Linked DNA regions of Homo sapiens: region 2 is linked to region 1. A link is a loop called in an ENCODE intact Hi-C map of the cell type or tissue named here. Cell type or tissue: B cell. All regions are shown on one strand.

Region 1 (5,000 bases):
ACCTGTACCTTAAAAACTTTGGAAGTAATAATAATTACAAACAAAAACAAAAAAACACAAAACCCCGTAAGTTTAACTTTCTATGTTTTGGCTGTTTTGTTTTGTTTTGTTTAGAAAAGGTCTCTGTCACCCAGAATAGAGTGAAGTGGCTCAATGAGGGCTCACTGCAGCCTCGACTTCTGGGCTCATGCAATTTTCCTCCCTCAGCCTCCTGAATAGCTGGTACTAAATGTGCAGGCTACCATGCTCAGTTAATTTTTAAATTTTTTTTAGACATGTGTTTTTGCCATGTTGCCCAGGCTGGTCTCAAATTCCTGGGCTTAAACAGTCTTCATTACTTGCTCCCCCAAAGTGCTGGGATTATAAGCATGAGCCAACATGCCTGACTATAATTTTTTTATTTTATTTTACTTTTTATTTTTTGAGACGGAGTCTCACTCTGTCAGCAGGCTGGAGTGCAGTGGTGCGATCTCGGCCCACTGCAACCTCTGCTTACTGGGTTCAAGTGATTCTCCTGCCTCAGCCTCCTGAGTAGCTCAGACTACAGGAGCACGCCACCATGCCTGTCTAATTTTTGTATTTTTTAGCAGAGACAGGGTTTCACCATATTTGCCAGGCTGGTCTTGAATTCCTGACCTCATGATCCACCCACCTCAGTCTCCCAAAGTGCTGGGATTACAGGCGTGAGCCACTGCACCCAGCCCAGAATCTTTAATATGTTATAAAAAAGCTAACTATATTTAGATTCGTTTACAGAAAATTAAAAAAAAAATCTTTTATTAAATGTTAGAAGCAAATTTTTGATGCCGCAAAGGAAATAGTACTTGAATGTAAATTTTCTCAGCAAGACAATATTTACTTTTATAGAAGGGTGCATCTTGCGAATGGAGCAATGGCAAGAGCACACCTGAACAAGGGAGGGAAAGGAGTTCTTAGCCCTGATGCAGGTAGCCCCTACTGCTGTGTCATTCCCCTATTGGCTAGGGTTGGACTGCACAGTCTAAGCTAATTCCCATTGGCTATTTTAAAGAGAGGAGGAGTACAAGCCAGAGTGGTGGGGTGAGCAGTTTGGGTGGGAACTACTGTTATGGAACAGGTGACCAAGGTGACTCAGGTCAGAGCAGGTGACCAGGGGTGACTCAGGATGGAGCAGGTGACCAGGGGTACAGATGTAAACTACTGATTAGAACTGGCGGGAAGGTTGTTTACTAAAACTGGAGACAAAAACAACAAAGAAGTTAAACTTTAAAATGGAGAATGAAGAACAGGGAGCTGAATATACTGACATACTGATTCTTTGAAGAGCAATTTAGAACTCACTGTATTTAACATTAAAATATATAAATGTTTTTTATCTACAAATATTAATATAAAACAGTTCAAAATTACTTCCTAGGGATTTCACTAAAAATTAGTTTGTTAAGGGTTAATGTAATTAATAAAAGACCACTAGATGTAAAAAAACTAATTCTTCAAAGAGAATGTTTAAGGCCAGGTGTTGTGGCTCACGCCTTGTAATCCCAACACTTTAGGAGGCCGAGATAGGCAGATCATTTTGAGCTTAGGAGATCGAGACCAGCCTGAGCAACATGGCAAATTCCAGTCACTACTTCAAATAAGGAAATAAACCGGGCATGATCGCGCACGCCTGTAATCCCAGCTACTCCAGAAGCTGAGGCTGGAGAATCGCTTGAATCTGGGAGGTGGAGGTTGCAGTGAGCTGAAATCATGCCACTGCACTTCAGCCTGGGTGACAGAACAAGCTTCTCTCTTGGAAATTAAAAGAAAATAGAGAGAGTATAAACAAAAGCAAAATATGCTTTTGATGAAGAAAGTTAGAAACATTTGTCTGCTTTGAAATTACTTAAAGGTTCCTTCAAATTGAAAAAGTAAAAATAATGTAGATTAAAATGAAATATAAAAAGTTAAACAATGGACCGGCATCATGGCTTACCCATGTAATCCCACTACTTTGGGAGGCTAAGGCAGGTGGATCACCTGAGGCCAGGAGTTCGAGACCAGCCTGGCCAACATGGTGAAACCGCATCTCTACTAAAAATACAAAAAATTAGTCAGGTGTGGTGGTGCACCTGTCATCCCAGCTACTCCAGAGGCTGAGGGAGGAGAATCCCTTGGACCTGAAAGGCAGAGGTTGCAGTGAGCCGAGATCGTGCCGCTGGACTTCAGCCTGGGCCACAGAGCAAGACTCAGTCTCAAAAAAAAAAAATTAAAAAATTATAAGAGATCATAAAATATGTATAAAAATCTAGAGAGGTCAAAAAAATTTTAATGTATTTTTATTTTTATTTTTTGCTGGGGTGCAGTGGCATGATCTCAACTCACTACAACCTCCGCCTCCCGGGTTCAGGCGATTCTCCTGCCTCAGCCTCCGGAGTAGCTGGGATTACAGACGTGTGCCACCATGCTCAGCTAATTTTTATATTTTATTTTTCATTTTTTTGAAATGGAATTTCACTCTTATTGTTCAGTCTGGAATGTATTGGCGCGATCTAGGCTTACTGCAACCTTGGCCTCCCGGGTTCTAGCAATTCTCCTGCCTCAGCCTCCCGAGTAGTTGGGATTACAGGCACGCACCACCATGCTCAATAATTTTGTATTTTTAGTAGAGATGGGGTTTCACCATGTTAGCCAGACTGGTCTCGGACTCCTGACCTCAGGAGATCCACCTGCCTCGGCCTCCCAAAGTGTTGGGATTACAGGTGTGAGCCACGGCGCCCGGCTGAGAGACTTACAATGTTTTATCAAATTAGCTTTATTATTGATAATACACAATAAAGTAAAAGTTGATTTTCTCTGGAACAAAAATTTTATGTATTATTAATATACATCAAATATTTTTGTTCACATTTTGAATACATTGAAAGAGAGCAAAGAAGAGAGAGGATTTTCCCATGCTCTGAGGTGGGCCTGGCTGAGCTGAGGAAGCCCTGCCTGAAAAGGCTGCAGCCTACGCTGTCACTCTTTCTTCATTCAGCCCAGTGTCTGATCACATCTTCTGTCACTCAGGGCCTGAGAAGGCGGGGCCTTAAACGTTATCTAATCAGGGACGCTGGGCTGGGAACTGTCCAATCAGGCACAAAGCTGGAGCGGACAGGGCGGCTTCCGGGATGTGGCTGGGCCTTTGTCTCTCGCTGCCGCCGGAGTTTCCAGGTCTCGACTTCACTGCTCTGTGTCCTCTGCTCCAGGAGGCCCAGCCTGTGTGGCCCTGTGACCTGCAGGTATTGGAGAGCCACAGCTAAGATGCCAGGAACCCCTGGAAGCCTAGAAATGGTGAGACTGCCAGGTGCGACGTCCCGAGAGAGGGAACGGGGCTCGTTGAAACCGGTGGGATGCGGCTGTGGCGAGCCTCAGGCCTTCCTTCAGTCAGCTCCACAATCCGTGCCCGGGTTCTCCTTGCCCAGCTCGGCCTCAGTCCCCTTCAGCGATAAGATGGCGGCTGCGTTGACAGGCGGGCTCCGGGCGTCCTGTCTCTTCCCTGCCCAGTGACTGTGTCCTGGCCTGGAGCCCTCTCTGGGCAGCTCTGCTCCCGCAGCGCCGCGTCTCTCCCAGATTGTGCAGGGATCACGGGAGGGTCGTCAGGGGAGAATCCTGACTGGAGGTGCTGGCTCATGAATAGGAAGCACTTTAGTCCGTGGGGTTCCCAGGGCCTCTTTTTTTCTATTAAAAATTTATGGGCGTCACCGCGAAAAGATTAAATAATTTAATCAAAGAGTGATTCAAACATTGTAGAGCACCCAGCTATGGTTTGTAATTTGTGGTCTATGAAAGGCCTTGAAGGAGATATTTTTATAAGGTTCATGGTAAAGAAAACCAAATTCAGTAATTTGCTAGGTACAGTTATGTAGGTTTTGTTTTGTTTTGTTTTTTGAAAAGGAGTTTTGCTCTCTCGCGCGGGCTGGAGTGCAGTGGCGTGATCTCGGCTCACCGCAACCTCTGCCTTCCGGGTTCAAGCGATTCTCCTGCCTCAGCCCTAGTAGCTGGGATTACAGGCGCCTGCCACCACACCAGGCCAATTTTTTTATTTTTCGGAGAGACGGGGTTTCACCTTGTTGGCCAGGCTGGTCTGGAACTCCTGACCTTAGGTGATCCACCCACCTTGGCCTCCGAAAGTGCTGGAATTACAGGCGTGAACCACCGCACCTGGCCTAGTTTCTTAATTTTTACAATCTAGGTGGAAATATCCTTCTTATGTAATCAGAGCTTAATTGGCAGTTTATAGTTGCTTAAGCCTAAATTTTGCTTCTGCCAATGTAGTAATTTACCAAAAAATGCTCTTGAGTTTAGATTTTTATTTTTAGAAGTAGAAATCCGAGGACTAGAGCCACCTCAATCTAATTGCCTGCCACTTAATTTTTCTCACACTCAAAAGGGGACGATTTTTCCCTGAATTTTTTACATGTGTCTCAAGCAGGGCCTCAAGTCCACCCCTCATCCCCTGTTCCTCCAGCCTAACTCTGGCTTGCAGTAAAATACTAAATTTCCAGTTTCGTCTGACATTCCCAAATGCCAATTTCCCCTCCCTAATTCACTTTATCAACTATTTGTCCTGTAGTGTACATTTTGATACCGATTTTAATCATTTTTATTTTTAATTTTTGAGACAGAGCCTTGCTCTGTCACCCAGGCTGGAGTGCAGTGACGCACTAGGCTCACTACAACCTCCGCCTACTGGGCTCAAATGATTCTCCTCTCTCAGTCTCCCAAGTAGCTGGACTTACAGGTGCCCACGACCACGTCTGGCTAATTTTTGTATTTTTAGTACAGACAGGGTTTCACTATGTTGGCCAGGCTGGTCTCGAACTCCTGGCCTCAGCTGGTCTGCCCACTTCGGCCTCCCAAAGAGCTGGGATTACAGACGTGAGCCACCGCATCTGGCCAATTAATTTTTTTTTTGACAAAGCATTTGATGGCACATTTAAAAAGATTTGTTTTTTTTGGTAAATACTCCCTGTGAGAAGAAAGCAAAGAATAATCTCCTG
Region 2 (5,000 bases), 520 kb before region 1:
GGTACAGATATGTTTTACTCATGTGTCAAGTCAGGCCATTCAATTAGTTGATTGTCTAAAACTGAAGTGTGACTGAAGATACGTCACCCTATGAAGTTTCCAAAAAAAAAAAAATCTTGACCCAAAAACATTCTAAGATATCTGTGACTAGGTAAAATAAAAGAAAAAAACACAGATATTTTACAATAGTGTCAGATTATTCTTTGCTTTATTCTCGTAGGAAATATTTAGAAAAAAAATCATTGTAAATGTGCCATCAAATGCTTTGTCAAAAAATAATTAATTCACCAGGCACGGTAGCTCACATGTGTAATCCCAGCTCTTTGGGAGGCCGAGGCAGGAGGATGACTTGAAACCAGAAGTTCAAGACCAGCCTGGCCAACATAGTGAAACCCCGTCTCTACTAAAACTACAAAAATTAGCCAGGCGTGGTGCCAGGCATCTGTAATTCCAGCTACTTGGGAGACAGAAATGAGAACCGTTTGAGCCCAGGAGGCGGAGGCTGCAGTGAGCCTAAGTCATGCCACTGCACTCCAGCCACTGCACTGCAACAGAGCAAGGCTCTGTCTCAAATACTTTTAAAAAAAAAAAAAGATTCATTAAAATAGGTATCAATATGTACACTAAAGGACAAATAGTTGATAAAGTCAATTAGAGAGGAGAAACTGGCATTTGGCAACGTCAGACAAAACTGGAAATTTAGTATTTTACTGCAAGCCAGTCAGGCTGGAGGAATAAGGGATGAGGGGCAGACTTGAGGCCCTGCTTGGGACACTTGTGAAAAATTCAGGGAAAAAATCAGTCCCCTGTGGAGTGTGAAAACCATTAAGTGGCAGGAAATTAGATTGAGGTGGCTCTAGTCCCTGGATTTCTACTTCTAAAAAAAAAGTCTAAACTCAAGAGCATTTTTTTGTAAATTACTACATTGGCAGAAACAAAATTCAGGCTTAACGCTTAACCAACTATAAACTGCCAATTAAGCTCTGATTACATAACCATGATATTTCCACCTTGATTGTAAAAATTAAGAACTAGGACGGGGGCAGTGGCTCACGCCTGTAATCCCAGAACTTTGGAAGGCCGAGGTGGGTGGATCACCTGAGGTCAGGAGATCGAGACCTGCCTGACCAACACGGTGAAACCCCCGTCTCCGCTAAAAATAAAAAAAATTGCCAAATGTGGTGGCAGGCGCCTGTAGTCCCAACTACTAGGGAGGCTGAGGCAGAAAAATCGCTTGAACCCGGGAGGTGGAGGTTGCAGTGAGCCGAGATCACGAAACTGCACTTCAGCCTGGGCAACAGAGACTCTGCCTCAAAAAAAAAAGAAAATGAAAACAAAACAACAACAACAAAATAACAACAAAATCTACATAACCGTACCTAGCCAATTACGGAATTTGGTTTTATGATGAAACTTATAAAAACCTTTCCTTCCATGGAATACAAATTAGAAACCACAGCAAGGTGCTCTAAAATTTTTGAATCACACTTTAAATTATTTAATGTTTTTGCAGTGAGGCCCATAAATTTTTAATAGGAAAAAATGGCCTGAAAACCCCACGGACCAAAGCTCTTCCCATTCATGAGCCCGCACCCGGAGTCAGGATTCTGCCCTGACGTTCCTCCCATGGTCCCTGCACAATCTGGGAGAGACGCGGGGCTACTGGTGCAGAGCTGCCCAAAGAGGGCTCCAGGCCAGGGCACAGTCACTGCGCAGTGAAGAGACAGAACGCCCGGGAGCCCGGCTGTCAGCGCAGCCGCCATCTTAAGGCTGAAGGGACTGAGGCCGAGCTGGGCAACAACTCGGGCGCAGATTGTAAAACTGACAGCGAGGAGGCCTGAGTCCCGCCACTGCCGCTTCCCACCGGTTCCAGCCAGCCCCGTTCCCTCTCTTGGGATGTCGCACCCGGCACTCTCACCATTTCTAGGCTTCCAGGGGGCAGGTCACAGGGCCACAGAGGCTGCGCCCCTAAAAGCAGAAGACACAGAGTAGTGAGGACGAGACCTGGAGCTCCGGCCGCAGATAGAGACAAAGGCCCCGCCAAATCCCGGAAGCCGCCCTGTTCGCTCCAGCTGCGTGCCTGATTGGACAGTTCCCAGGACAGCGTCTCTGATTGGATAACGTTTAAGAACCCCGCTTTCTAAGGCCCTGAGTGACAGAAGATGTCATCAGACGTTGGGCTGAATGAAGAAAGATTGACAGCCTAAGCCTCAGCCTTTTCAGGCGGGGCTTCCTCCCGGAGCTGAACGAGGCCCATCTCAGAACACGGAAAAATTTTCTCTCTTCTTTGCTGTCTTTTTTTCAACGTATTAAATATGTGAATAATTTTTTTTTTAGACAAAGTTTCGCTCTTGTTGTCCAGGCTGGAGTGCAATGGCGCGATCTCGGCTCACTGCAACCTTCGCCTTCCGGGATCAAGCGATTCTCCTGCCTCAGCCTCCATAGTAGCTGGGACTACAGGTGCACACAGCCACACCGGGCTAATTTTTGTTTTTTGGTTTTTTTTAGTAGAGATGGGGTTTCGCCACGTTAGCCAGGCTGGTTTCGAACTTCTGACCTCAGGAGATCCACCCGCCTCGACCTCCCAAAATGCTAGGATTACAGTCGTGAGCCACCATGCCTGGCCGACTCGATATTATCTTTAAAGCAAAATTAGGAATACCTTTATTCCCCAGATGTTGGAATATCTGGACACTCCTCCGTCTGGTTCTGCTTAGTAAACATTATTAATTCATTTCCTTAACCATAAATATCTAGAGGCTAGGAATGCCTAACTTACTGAGAATGCAGCCCAGCGAGTCTCAGCGTCATTTTCCTAGCTCTCTCTCAAAACGGAGTCGCTCTGGTTCAAATGATTCTGACATATTTTTCGCCTTCCTTTACAAGAGGACCCTTAATCCTAAGAGTTGCAGAGAGACAAAGATTCGTCTTCTGTAACTTTTTCAGGCTGATTAGGGGCGATAATATTCCTGCCTAACCATTGGTCTCTTGCATTCAGGGTAGAGAGAAATTCAGTCAGACAGTGTTGGTATGGTGAAGGTCGTTCATAACTTCTAGTTCCAAAAGAAGGTGATGTCTAGAAGATTAATAAGCGTCCAATTTAAGAAAGCATTTAGTGAGCTTGTCTTGCATTCCTACACAAAGAGTACAACCACAATATATTCCACAACAGCAAAGCAAAATTAGTAAAATTATTCCACGTAAACTAAACAGGAAAGCCTTTCAAGAAGTGGGCAGTTGTTAGAACCAAACTGATATATGGTTCACTGATAGCACATAAATGGCAGAGATGTGAGTGCATAAAACTTTTATGCCCTGGGTTATGTTATGTAAATAGTCTGGAGCACACACAAAACATTTGGTTTTGATCAAAGCATAGGTTTCCTTTTGAGTCTCTGTTTAAATGTCTACATACACAACAGTTTGTTCGATTATGTAGACAGGATGAAGTCTGTGCCCACTCAGTAAATAAGTTACTCTCTGCATGATTTCAACTAATTCCCAAAAGTAGAAAGCCAATCTATATCTTTATGTTACCCATCCCTTTCATTTCTTCTGAACAGGAGTCAAAGGTCACTGGCTCATGGGAATAAACAGGATCAGTTTCTTCTGTTCTGCCGTCCTGTAGGACTTCATAAGAGACAGGTTTAATTCGAGTTAAGTGGACCCAGCTATTTATTCCCAGAATTTTAACTGCAGTTGGGGTACTAAAGAGAACTTGATAGGGTCCCTTCCACTTTGGGGAAAGTTGACCTGCTGGGGATCCTTTTTTCCAAGTTTTTAATAGGACCAAATTTCCTGGCTGGGTTATAACAAGATTAGCTTCCTTAGTTGGGGAAAGGAGTCTTTGATTTCCATATTCAGAGTGTGTTTTGCACTTGTCACATAATTCTGTAACTTGAAAGTATCCGTGTCTATTAGGCACAGTAAAGAAGGCGTGTAGCTAAAAAAGGCCTTGCATACATTATTTCAAAAGAGCTGAGCTGCAGATTTCCCTTAGAGGCCACTGGAATCTGTAATAAGGCTACAGATAGTAAAGACAGCCAGGTCTTTGATATTTCTTGGCATAGCATAGCAAGAGTCCTCTTTTCAGTTTGATTAGCTCTTTTTACGTTCACTGAAGACTGTGGCCTTCACGCTGAGTGAAGGCAGTACTAAATTTCTAGGTATCAAGATATGTTTTGTGTATTTGTCACTGTGAAAAATAAGCCATTATCTCTGTGTAATTTCTTAGCAGCCCAAATCTAGGAATTATTTCTTCTCTTTTCTTTTCTTTTTTTTTTTTTTTTTTTTTTGCAAAAGAGTTTCACTCTTGTCACCCAGGCTGGAGTGCAGTGATACACTCTAAGCTCACTGCAACCTCTGCCTCTCAGCTTCAAGTGATTCTCCTGCTTCAGCATCCAAGTAGCTGGGATTAGATGTGCCCTCCACCACGCCTGGCTAATTTTTTGTATTTTTAGTAGAGACGGGGGTTTCATCATGTTAGCCAGGCTGGTCTTGAACTCCTGACCTCAGATGATCCACCCGCCTCAGCCTCCCAAAGTGCAGGGATTACAGGCATGAGCCACCTCACCCAGGGGTGTAATTATTTCTTTTAGCAGGAGTTTGGGAATCTCAATTGCCTTTTCAGATCGGGTAGGAAAAGCCTCGATCCAAAGGTGTCAATGAATACTAATAAATATTTAAACCCTTTACATGGGGTCATCTGAGTATAGTCTATTTGCCAGTCTTCACCAGGGTATGTTCGTCTATGCTGAATAGGCCTTACTAAAGGAGGAGGTAAACATTGGTCATTTGGGTTATTCCAGACACATCCTTCACAGGCTCAAGTAACCTAGTTTACTGTTTTAAGTAATCCTTTTTCTATAAAAAGCCAAGACATTATTTGAAACAGGGAATCTCTTCCCAAATGGGTAGAGTCATGCAAATGTTTAACTATTTTTTATTGATTAGCACCTCATATCAGTAGTTTATCAGGAGTGTCTAGCAAAATGCCTGCT

The links. A loop is a pair of places that touch in the nucleus more often than their neighbours do. Peaks named below come from ENCODE experiments on the same cell type or tissue, not always from the same donor. Only the 100,000 strongest peaks of a DNase experiment are listed, where the experiment ranks them.
Region 2: a loop joins it to region 1, with 18 times the contacts of the local background. A loop is called at or near these places in 9 of 110 quality-filtered maps.

Annotation. Positions count from the first base shown.
Region 1 is chr19:23,393,616-23,398,615 of GRCh38, reverse strand. ZNF91 (zinc finger protein 91) reads left to right here and starts at 3,145. Exons shown (of 4, transcript NM_003430.4): 1 at 3,145-3,291. The coding sequence starts at 3,262. RefSeq lists an enhancer at 2,875-3,743. In B cell, no CTCF peak of the experiment used is centred here; DNase peaks (open chromatin) are centred at 3,095 and 3,915; H3K4me3 peaks cover 1,725 bases; H3K27ac peaks cover 2,709 bases.
Region 2 is chr19:23,911,916-23,916,915 of GRCh38, reverse strand. ZNF726 (zinc finger protein 726) reads right to left here and starts at 2,030. Exons shown (of 4, transcript NM_001244038.2): 1 at 1,919-2,030. The coding sequence starts at 1,921. In B cell, no CTCF peak of the experiment used is centred here; a DNase peak (open chromatin) is centred at 2,085; H3K4me3 peaks cover 1,322 bases; H3K27ac peaks cover 1,152 bases.